Linked DNA regions of Homo sapiens: region 2 is linked to region 1. Evidence: read pairs that join two places in POLR2A ChIA-PET (ENCODE). Cell type or tissue: IMR-90. All regions are shown on one strand.

Region 1 (5,000 bases):
AAACCTATCTTTAGCCTCTAAAAAAATCCCTGTTAAAATTGGCATCTTTCAAAGAGTTTCAAGTTTTGAGGGAAAAGAAGAAATTAAAATCCACTGAAGACTCACCATGTTCTAGTCACTTGTTTAAACACTTAACAAAGGCTCTCCCATGTGATTCTCATCATGCTCTTGAAATTCAAGCATCATAGTCCCTGTATTTCAGGTGGATGATCGTGATGTTGGTGATGATGATCATGAGTGAGCTCTTAACAAGGTAACTTGTGTTTATCCTTAACATAGACTATCTCATTTAATTCTTACAATATCTGCATGAATATTGTATTTTTTTCATTTTTACAAATAAAAATCTGAGGTTTAGAGATGTTAATCAAGGTGCTGAATTTTGACATATGCGGTTTGAGGGAAAGAATCACTGGTGTGTCTATTCTGGTTTGTTGTAGGTTAACGAAGCCCTTGTCATTTGCTGACTGTGTTGGGGATGAGCTGCCATGGGGATGGGAATCAGGGTTTGACCCTCAGATTGGTGTCTACTACATCGATCACATCAACAGTAAGTTTTCCTTTTTGGTAAAAGCAAACATATCAGAAAAGTAATCCCCCAAAACCTACAGTCACGCAAAAGAATAAACATGTTACAAAGTGAATTTCCAAAACCCCATTTTCTTAGTGACTAATATTTAACTGAAATGCCTGTCTTGGTATTTGGGGCATGTACATAGAGTTGTCCTTATGGGGACGGAGAGGGAGAAAGTGTGTCTGGCCTGTGTGCCTGCCTGCCTGCCTGCTGGGGAATGAGGATTCTCCTTCAGCACAGGTCTGGGAACCTGTGGGGATCAGAGCTGCTGGGCTCCTCTTTCCATGGCCACTGCACCTTCTGACAGGCTCTTCCTTTCCTTGTGTTTGCCACAGAAAGACTTGGGCGTTGGCACAGTGTGGTTTGTAGGCTGGGACTGGGGAGGGGTTGGCCCACATCAGTGGCTCTGGAAGACATAGCATAGCTGGGAAAGGTCCTAAACCGCCCAAAGTCACTCAGCTAGGTTATAGAAAGGCCTGGACTGGACTCCAGGTCTCTTGGACACCATCACTTGCATACACATATCCCAAATAAGAAAACAAGTTAGAGGAGTTAAATAGTCTCAGAATTCCCAAGCTCTCAAACAGGGACTAGAACACATGTCTCCCAACCAACTGTGAAGTAGGGCATGAGAGACATTTACATTTTTCTGTCCTTACTATGAGCGGCATAGGGAAAGGATTCAGCTTTCATATCTTCTCAGATTACTGTGTTTGCCCCAGGGTCAGATATTACTGGGCAGGGGTCTTGAAGCAAAGGCAGAAATAACAGTGGAGAGAATTTTATTTGCTTCTATGTTTTCCTGAATGTGAGCCAAAACAATAGTATAAATTTGGTGCTTCACTAAATATCCCCAAATATCTAAAGCCACCATTCAGGGATGGAATATTTGATACATTTTTGAATGGATGTGTCAAATACTTACTGTTTTGTGCTTTTTATGGAAATGACTCTGGTTTAAGCATTTAACTTTTGGAAGTTGTAAAGGTTATAAAAGAAATTTAAATTCCTGTGAACAACTACTACATATTCAATCAGCGAATGTCAAGTTGCCCTTTTATATATGTCAGAAATTATTTTAGAGGATCAAAGGCATAGCAAGAGTGACCAACTTGAAGAATGAAAGCAAGTTTTTAAAAAATGCTATTTTAGAAATATTTGTATTTTTAAAGAAAATAAGGTGTCTCTGCTGAAACCCTTACTATTTTGAAGAAATACAGCTTCTGAATGGAGTACAATAAACAAAGATTTTCACACATGGGAAAGCAAATAAGAAAGTTAGCATAAAAATGTGGTTTTGGTTTCTGTTCTAGTAAAATGTAAATAACTGAAGAATGCTACAACTTCAGAAACTAAAAATATTTCCTTAGGCAAATGCTCCAATCAAGCCATGTTCACTGAGACCAAGTTACTTTTGGTTTAATGTGATTTTTTTACTACAATACAGAAAAATAAAATTTTGTCTATATTCTAACCCACAAACCATTTATAATTACTAAATGTGTTTTAATTCAAAACTTGAATGAATGAATGAAACCTGCCAAGTGTATTAGATTCTTAAGGCTCCTGTAACAAAATACCTACAACTTGTGGCCTTAAAACAATGGAAATTTATAATCTTATGGTTGTGGAGACTAGAAGTCAGAAATTAAGGCGTCAACAAAACCACAATCCCTCTAAAGCCTGGAGGAGAGAAACTTTCCTCAGCTCTTCCAGCTTCTGGTAATCCCAGAGATTTTTTTTGCTTAACAATTCATTCCTCAATTTATCTCTGTTCTTTTGCACTTTGCTATAGGCAGCAAGGAGACACCAGGCTGAGACTTCTAAACTCTTTCTTAGAAATCTCTTCACCTTCATAGCTTACAAGTTTTACTTTCCTCCCAACAGCAGAACATAATTCAGCTAAATTCTCTGACACTTTACAACAAGGATGGTCTTAACTCGTGTCCAATAGCACGCTCCTTGTTTTGGTTTAAGACCTTGCCAGAAGCACCTTTATTATTCACATCTCTAGTAACATCTGTTCATGATGATACACATATTCTCTAAGAGGAAAGATGCTGTCTCTTCAGCTCTCCTCTCTTTCTGAGCCCTCACCAGAATCGCCTTAAACATGTACACATCTACCAACATTCAAGGAGGCTTTTCCTATCAAGTGCCACAAACTCTCCTAGCCTCCATCCGTTATCCCATTCCAAAGCTACCTCCCCATTTTTAGATATTTGTTACAGCAGTCCCCTATTTCCTGGTACCAAACTGCACTAGTTTTCTAAGATGGTCATAGCAGAGTAATACAAACTGGGTAGCTCGAAACAACAGAAATGGATTCTTTCACAGTTTTGGGGACTGGAGGTCTGAAATCAAGGTGTCAGCAGGACCATGCTCCCTCTGAGACTTCTCCCTCGCTTCTGGCCATGGTCCTCAATCCTTGGCATTCCCGGCCTATAGCTGCATCAGTCTAATCTCTGCCTCTGTTGTCATGCAGCATTCTCCCCATTTGTTTCTGTCTTCACGTGGCATTTTTCTTATAATGACACCAGTCATATTGGATTAGGGCCCATCTCATCTTAACTTGATTATATCTGCAAAGATTCTATTTCCAAAAAAGGTCACATTTCAGCCACCTGGAGTTAGGACTTTGATACATTTTTTAAAATAAAAATCAAGCCTTCAATCACTGTAATAGCCTATCAAGAAGCTGGACAGGAGAAAGTGCTGGTTCCCCAGTGTTTCATTCTTCCTCTATGCAAGGCTCCAGGCAAGGGTCAGGTGGTCAGCAGAGGCTTGAGAATCACCTTTCCTACCGAAGGAGGCTCCAAAAATGCCCCTGTCATGTTATGGACACAGGGGCCAAGGGAAGGAGAGAGGGTAGGAATAGGAGTGGAAAAGTACTGAGTACTAAGCCACAGTGAAAAAAAAAAAAAGTCTTTGAAATTTCTCCCCTTTTCCCATTAAGAAGCCCTCAGCAAAGGTACCTGGGGAAGATATTATCCCAGGAGGGCCCTGCTAAAGAGGTCTCTGAATGAAGGCATCTGTGCTAGGAATGCAGACATGAGTAGGAACACAAGTAGCCAGGGACCCTGCGTCCTTGACTGCAACTGCCTTCAGAGACTGCCATACACTGGCTATGCCCCAACCATGGTGTGGGCAGGGCAGCTTTCCTCCATGAGTCCTATCATGTAAAGCTGTTGTAATTGCCTAAGGACTTTGGTATATCTTTATGCAGGACATAATTCAACCCTAACAATAAAAAAAGTATGCCAAGTATCTATTTATTGCTTATCAACTCCAGAGTCACCATTCAATATGTGCTGTGCTTTTAAATAATGGTCAGTTTCTTTAAGCGTCCTTTCTTTACAAGGAAGATGATGTTGAACTCTCTCCTGAAGGCACATTGCAGAAGGGAGGTTCTTCTTGTCGTCTTTTCCTGATGCACAGTGTATCAGCATTGCAGGTATGAGGACTTCCAGTGGAGTTCTGACCCAGCCACATGTCCAGAGCACACAGTTCCTCAGCAACATTACAACCTTTGCTTTGCCTGACAATAACCTAGAAGCAGTTTTCTTGACAGGCACATCACAAGCTCCAGCACTCCTGACCTCAAATCAGAGCCTTCATTCCATCTTCAAGTCCACACTCAACTCTCCTGCAGCCAGGATCATCACCACTCTTGCCACCATGCCAATGCTCTCTCTGTAGAACCATGCCTGGCTCACCTGCACCCCATGAACTCTTCCTTTTGTATACTCCCACCACCAGTTGATAATTGCCTATATCCTGTATGTACTCCAGAGGATTTCTTGCTGCTTGGCCAATGACTGAAGAGCATCTCCTATCTGTACAAACAAGCAAACTTCTTTGCTATTCAATGAGCTGAATTCACCACATTGTCTCCAACAAAGTATAAATCCAAATCTTGGGGAGAAGTTTCCCTTCTAGTTTAGCCTTCCTTGGGTAATCTCTCACAGCCCCGGGGTACTATGGAAAGTTTCCTTATGTCTTCTTGTTACTCTTTCATCAGAATTTAATAGCTATTTTTACTAAACTTTCCTTCTTTAACTTATTGTGTGGTTTCTATCTCATGATTGGACCCTCACTGATATAACAAGGTTTTATACAGACTTTTTTCTCTGTCCACTGGATTGGTAACACAATGGACCTAAATAAAATATCTTGGAGTTGAGAAACAAAACAGAACATTTTGAGTGCAGTCCTTTCCAATGCAGATATCCTTCCTTTAAAGATTAATTTGAGGTCTGACTTATACATAATCAAGCACACTTTTTTAAAAAAGTATGCAATGCAATGAGTTTTGACAGTTGTACAGACCTGTGAAAGCCCCACCACAACTAAGATACAGAACACTTCTAACTCCAACAGATTCTTCATGACCCTTTGCAATACATTCTCTCCCATCACCATTGGC
Region 2 (5,000 bases), 81 kb after region 1:
CTCTAAGTGCACTGCTGGCTTTATTTTCAGTGAGGACATCCATTCATGTACTCCATTGTCTACTGAAAGCCTGTCGTGCACTAGGCTCTCTGAATTCAGCAGTGACCAAGACAGAAACAATTCTTGCTTTCATGGAGCTTAACATTATTTAGAGAATAAAGGCATATATTACATAAATTATAACAAATCATTACTTTTTTGGCTGTGATATTTGCTCTAATAAGAAAACATAGTGTGTTGTGAGAATACTGAATAGGCTAGCCTGCAGGATAGAAGCAGTGAGAATCAACATAAATTTTATAATGCGATGGGAGTTGGGCATCCATTAACATATCAAATTTATTTTGCAGTGTAAACAACCAATATTAAGCATCATTAAATTACTCCCTCCAAATTTAAAACCACATTCTAGAAGATTCAGCTTAATGCTGGCAATATTAAGATGCTTATCAGATGAATTAATTAGACTAATTAGCTTAAAGTTTAATTAAATAGTAAGTATTAAGTTCATTATCCTCATAACACTGATTTATTTTTTAAAATAGAGGTTTGGGATTTTACATGACTTTTTTTTCTCTGTAATGTTTTATTTTCATTTTAGTGGTTTCAAGATATTTATATCTTATGAAAAACTGTTGAAGAGGCATGCTTTATATTTTTAGTCATTTTTTTTATTGATGATTAATTTTGGCTCTCATCTGTTACTTAGCCATGGTACTCAAAGTGAAACCCCAGAATCAACAGACACAAACTTCCTGTTTTCACCACTGTCAACAAATGGAAATTATATCTTTTAAAAATTCTATTTGTATTAAATTATTTTAATAGAGAGCACCTTGGGCCACTTTTGTTAATTCCCTGGTAAATTTGGAGACTATGGCAAGTTCAATAAACTTCCTCTCCTAAAAGTATAATTTTCTCCTAAAAAGTATAATTAAGGCTAAAATACTTTTGAAAAACACAAAGATACTTGATTAGTAACCAATAAAAAAAAATCTGATGCACATAAACCATTTTATTCTACTCTGATCACCTAAAAGTCAGATTCAGCTGCTCCATTTGTAAATGGGTATATTTATCTTGCCTTCCCAATCTCATTAGGGTCAATGTGAGATAACATATGATTAACAAAATATCAAAGTTAAACTTGTAAATTACATATGCATGATTATAGACTTCTGGAGATTAGTTCATCAAAAATTTATGTTCACCTTTCATATTTTGAAGCTGCTACTTAAAGCAGTTACCCAACCAGGGTTAGCACTTCCTAGCCCCTCTTCCATCAGTCATGACGTTGTGGGTGAAATCTTGTCAACAGATGTACATGTAAATGACACTGGCTAGTCCCATACAAATTTCCCCTACAATTCTTTGTGTTCTCTCACTCTATGTTTGCTGTGTGGATGTTAACACCCAAGATGATATGGGGAGCCATTGCAATAAAAATGGCAAAACCTCCTTTAGACTGGGTTCTTGAGTAACTGAGCAGAGCTTTCATCCCAGGCAGCCACTGTTTCCAGGTGAGTGAGCAACAAACTATTTTGTTAAACTGCTGACATAGATTTGCCTGTTACAGAATCTAGTGTTTGCCTCACACGGTTAAGCACTGATATGAAGTCACTGATCTTCTATCTATAACTGTACATATACGATAAATCAATAATGTAGATCTTACATTTTTGTCATAAAATGTCAGTCATTTTCAATGTTTTAAAAGGTTGACTAGCTCACAATTTTAATAAAAATAAATAAAAGAGAAAATTTTAAAGCAAAATAAATACTGTAAAAATATAGCAGAGTTTCCAAAATAAACTCTGTATAGGTAGATGAGGGCTTCAGTAGGATGCGCTATAGTCAATTAACTTAGAGAATTTGAGTTAAAAAATAATACAGTCTCCTTATGGCATAAATACATAAACGTTCAGATGCTTTTATAAGCCAATGCACTCTTGTACATCTTCAAGGAGTGAATGCAGTGAGCATGGGGAAAGAATTGTTTAAGCTTTTCCTCAGCTTTGAACAAAACATCTTTATTTTCCACGGCATTTCTTGAAACAATCATTTAATGGGGCACACTTTGGAAATGATCACACAGCACAGCTATAGTCTGGAGATTAATATTACACATGGGTGACCATCCTTCTCACTCTCACATTTTCCCACTGTCTTTATAAGGAGCCAGACCACAAGACCATAGGTAGCACCATTAATGCTTCAACAAGTACTCTTTAAAAAAAAAAAAAAAAAAAAAAGCTGTGAAGGATATTACTGGGGCAACTGACAAAATCTGAAAATGGACTGTGGATCAGATAATAGAATTACAGCAATTTTAAGTGTCCTGAGATTTTATTATTGTACTATGCTTATGTAAGAGAACATTACTGTTCTTAGGAAATACACATTGAAGTATTTAAAAGCAAATTACCTTCAGATCGTTTTTTAAAAAGCACATATGGGGAAGCAGACGGAAAAAATCGGAAGGAGAGGGAAAGAGAGAGGTTGACAGAGAGAAGGAAAGGGAAGGAGTGGGGAGAATAAGCAAATGAAGTGAAATGTAAATAACTGGTGAATCTTGGAAAAGGATCTTCAAAAGTTTCTTTTACTACTCTTGCAATTTTTTGGTAAATCTGAAATTTTACACACACACGCAAAACAAAAAAGACTGTGAAGAGTGATGTTCTATAGTAAGTAGGTTTGATATTCATTTTGCTTGTGTTTCATTTCGAACATGTCACAAATGTTTATTTAAAATTGCTATTCTCAGAGCTGAATGACACTAGCGAGACTGCGAGCTTTGACTCAGGCTGCCTCACACCACGGCTGGAGTGTTGGTATGCTGTCAGCATGTCAGGGGCAAAAAGACAGTGTTGCTTTGGGAGAATGGCGTGAACCTGGGAGGCGGAGCTTGCAGTGAGCCAAGATCGCACCACTGCACTCCAGCCTGGGCAACAGAGCAAGACTCCGTCTCAAAAAAAAAAAAAAAAAGACAGGGTTGCTTTGTATTGTTTATTCATGCAGGAAGCTTCTGCTCCAAGAAACAATTGAGACTTTTTCTTTCAAATTTGCTTTGTTTTTTAGCAAAAATCAATCAATTTTTTTTCTTCCATCAACGAATAGGTTGAGTGCTGAAAAATAAAATGCCCAATTTGCTAGGTTTCTGTTGCTCTTGGAGAAGAGCAACTGAAAACTCAATAGCTGATGACCAAGAAAACTATTAATGTTTTGCTCCCATGTGAAGCTGACTGGCAGTAATGACTCCACAGATTACTTTTGCGTTATGCTATAGTTGGTCACGTGTTACTTTCTCCACAGCTTGGAAGATCTAAAAACCCTAGTTATTGTGATCAAGCCAGGCATGAGTGAGCTTGTTTCACAGGTATTTTCTGTGGCACAGGTTTTGGGTAAGAAAAGTCCTTAAATCAAAAATATATTTTAGGCTAGAGAGTGAAATGAGCAATTTTAACACTAAGGATATTGCCATGCATTTTTTTTTTTTTTGTATTTTGAACATTTTCTTAGCTCTGAAGTTTCCCTCTCTGTAGCATTATTAATCTCTCTCCAAACTGCACCATTTTTATCCGAGTTACTGCTTATCACGAAAAAATAAAATAAAATGTCCGTTGACTCCACTCCCGCCCCTTCAACTGCTGTTTCATTTCTCTACTCTTCTTCTCAGCAAAGTAACATGAAAGAGGCATCTAAGGTCTTTGTTTCTATTTCGTCACCCACACAGCACAGTCTGGTTGGTCTTTCCATATCAAGCCCTCCATGCTGACCACTGGGTGATGTGGATCCAAACATAATACAAACCCAAACAAAATTATCCATGCCACTATGTCACACCCTCTTGGCCTGAGCTAGCAACAGCCCTTGGTCTGTGCCTCATTTTACTGTTTAAATGGCTTCAAAATATCTTAAGTTAGGTGGTAGTATTCTAATTACAATTGCTATCCGTTCATTTTCTCTTAGCACTGAAATTCTGTGAATTTTAAACATTATTATTAAAGTCAGAGTCATGGAGATTTCTGGAAATGTAAGGCAGTTTGGCTCACAGTGGCATTCTCTAAAATTAGGCCTAATTTCTTCTGGGTAATAAATGCTTTCACAGAGAAGGAAAGAATCCTGGTGAATTTCCAAAGTAAAATGTGTAATAGACTGTTGTTAAATTAATTCTTAAATGTAGCGATTTTTCCAAATATAGGTTAGCCTTGGGCGGTCTCATTGCATTACTTACTTTTAAGTGATTAAAGGTAACGCTTACCAAATCAATAGGAGATACCAAAGAGGGAACATTAAAACTAAAATTAGCATTGACTGAAGACATATACAAAAATATGAGATCCTGTTTTTCTTGAAAAGTCCAGCAAAATTATTGGAGAGTACAGAAAAAGAAGAAGTCGAAAATGTAATTGGATTGGTAAGTGTTCCCCCTTACAGATATCTTTTTAGAGAAAATTACACTCTTCTGTAAATTATCTAAAAGACATGAATGCTAACACGAGCACAAATGAAACCTACTCTAATGTCTGGACAGCTAAATTATGAGCAACTCTTAATGGCATATTTAAACACCAAATACCTCTGATGATCAAGAATGGCCATTCCATCTCTCTGGGGTGGTATGAAAGAAGACACAAATCACTACATTTCTCTACACCTTAAATGTAGAGAAATGCCATCTTCATTATGGCATCTCAGGGTGGAAACACAAAGGCAAAGGAGTACATGATTGTCACCTAGAAAGACCTGAAGAGAATATAAAAGGAAAATACAAAACCCATATTCAAAGCTCCTTGATCCTGAAAGACATGTATTTAGAACAAAAAATTTTAGCACCCAATGGGTAGCAGCAAGCTGAAAGGAATCAGTATGCTGAGGGAATGCTGAATGCAGTTTTAAAAGCTTCAAAATGTCTAATTTGTAGGAGGCAAAGCTATGTCCACTGTTCCAAGGTAACTAGCTAAAATAGCCCATGTTTCCTCAAAGTATTCTGAATAAAT

The links. ChIA-PET counts read pairs that join two places held together with the same protein. Peaks named below come from ENCODE experiments on the same cell type or tissue, not always from the same donor. Only the 100,000 strongest peaks of a DNase experiment are listed, where the experiment ranks them.
Region 2: POLR2A ChIA-PET joins it to region 1 with 8 read pairs; 3 of 35 experiments call an interaction of 5 or more read pairs at or near these places.

The regions. Positions count from the first base shown.
Region 1 is chr5:156,453,948-156,458,947 of GRCh38, reverse strand. All of the region lies in intron 3 of SGCD (sarcoglycan delta), which reads right to left. Among named protein-coding and RNA genes, the nearest start is that of SGCD, 130 kb to the right of the region's middle. In IMR-90, no CTCF peak of the experiment used is centred here; no DNase peak of the experiment used is centred here.
Region 2 is chr5:156,372,648-156,377,647 of GRCh38, reverse strand. All of the region lies in intron 3 of SGCD (sarcoglycan delta), which reads right to left. LOC124901120 (a long non-coding RNA gene) reads left to right here and starts at 1,379. Exons shown (of 3, transcript XR_007059016.1): 1 at 1,379-1,520. In IMR-90, no CTCF peak of the experiment used is centred here; no DNase peak of the experiment used is centred here; H3K4me3 peaks cover 247 bases; H3K27ac peaks cover 254 bases.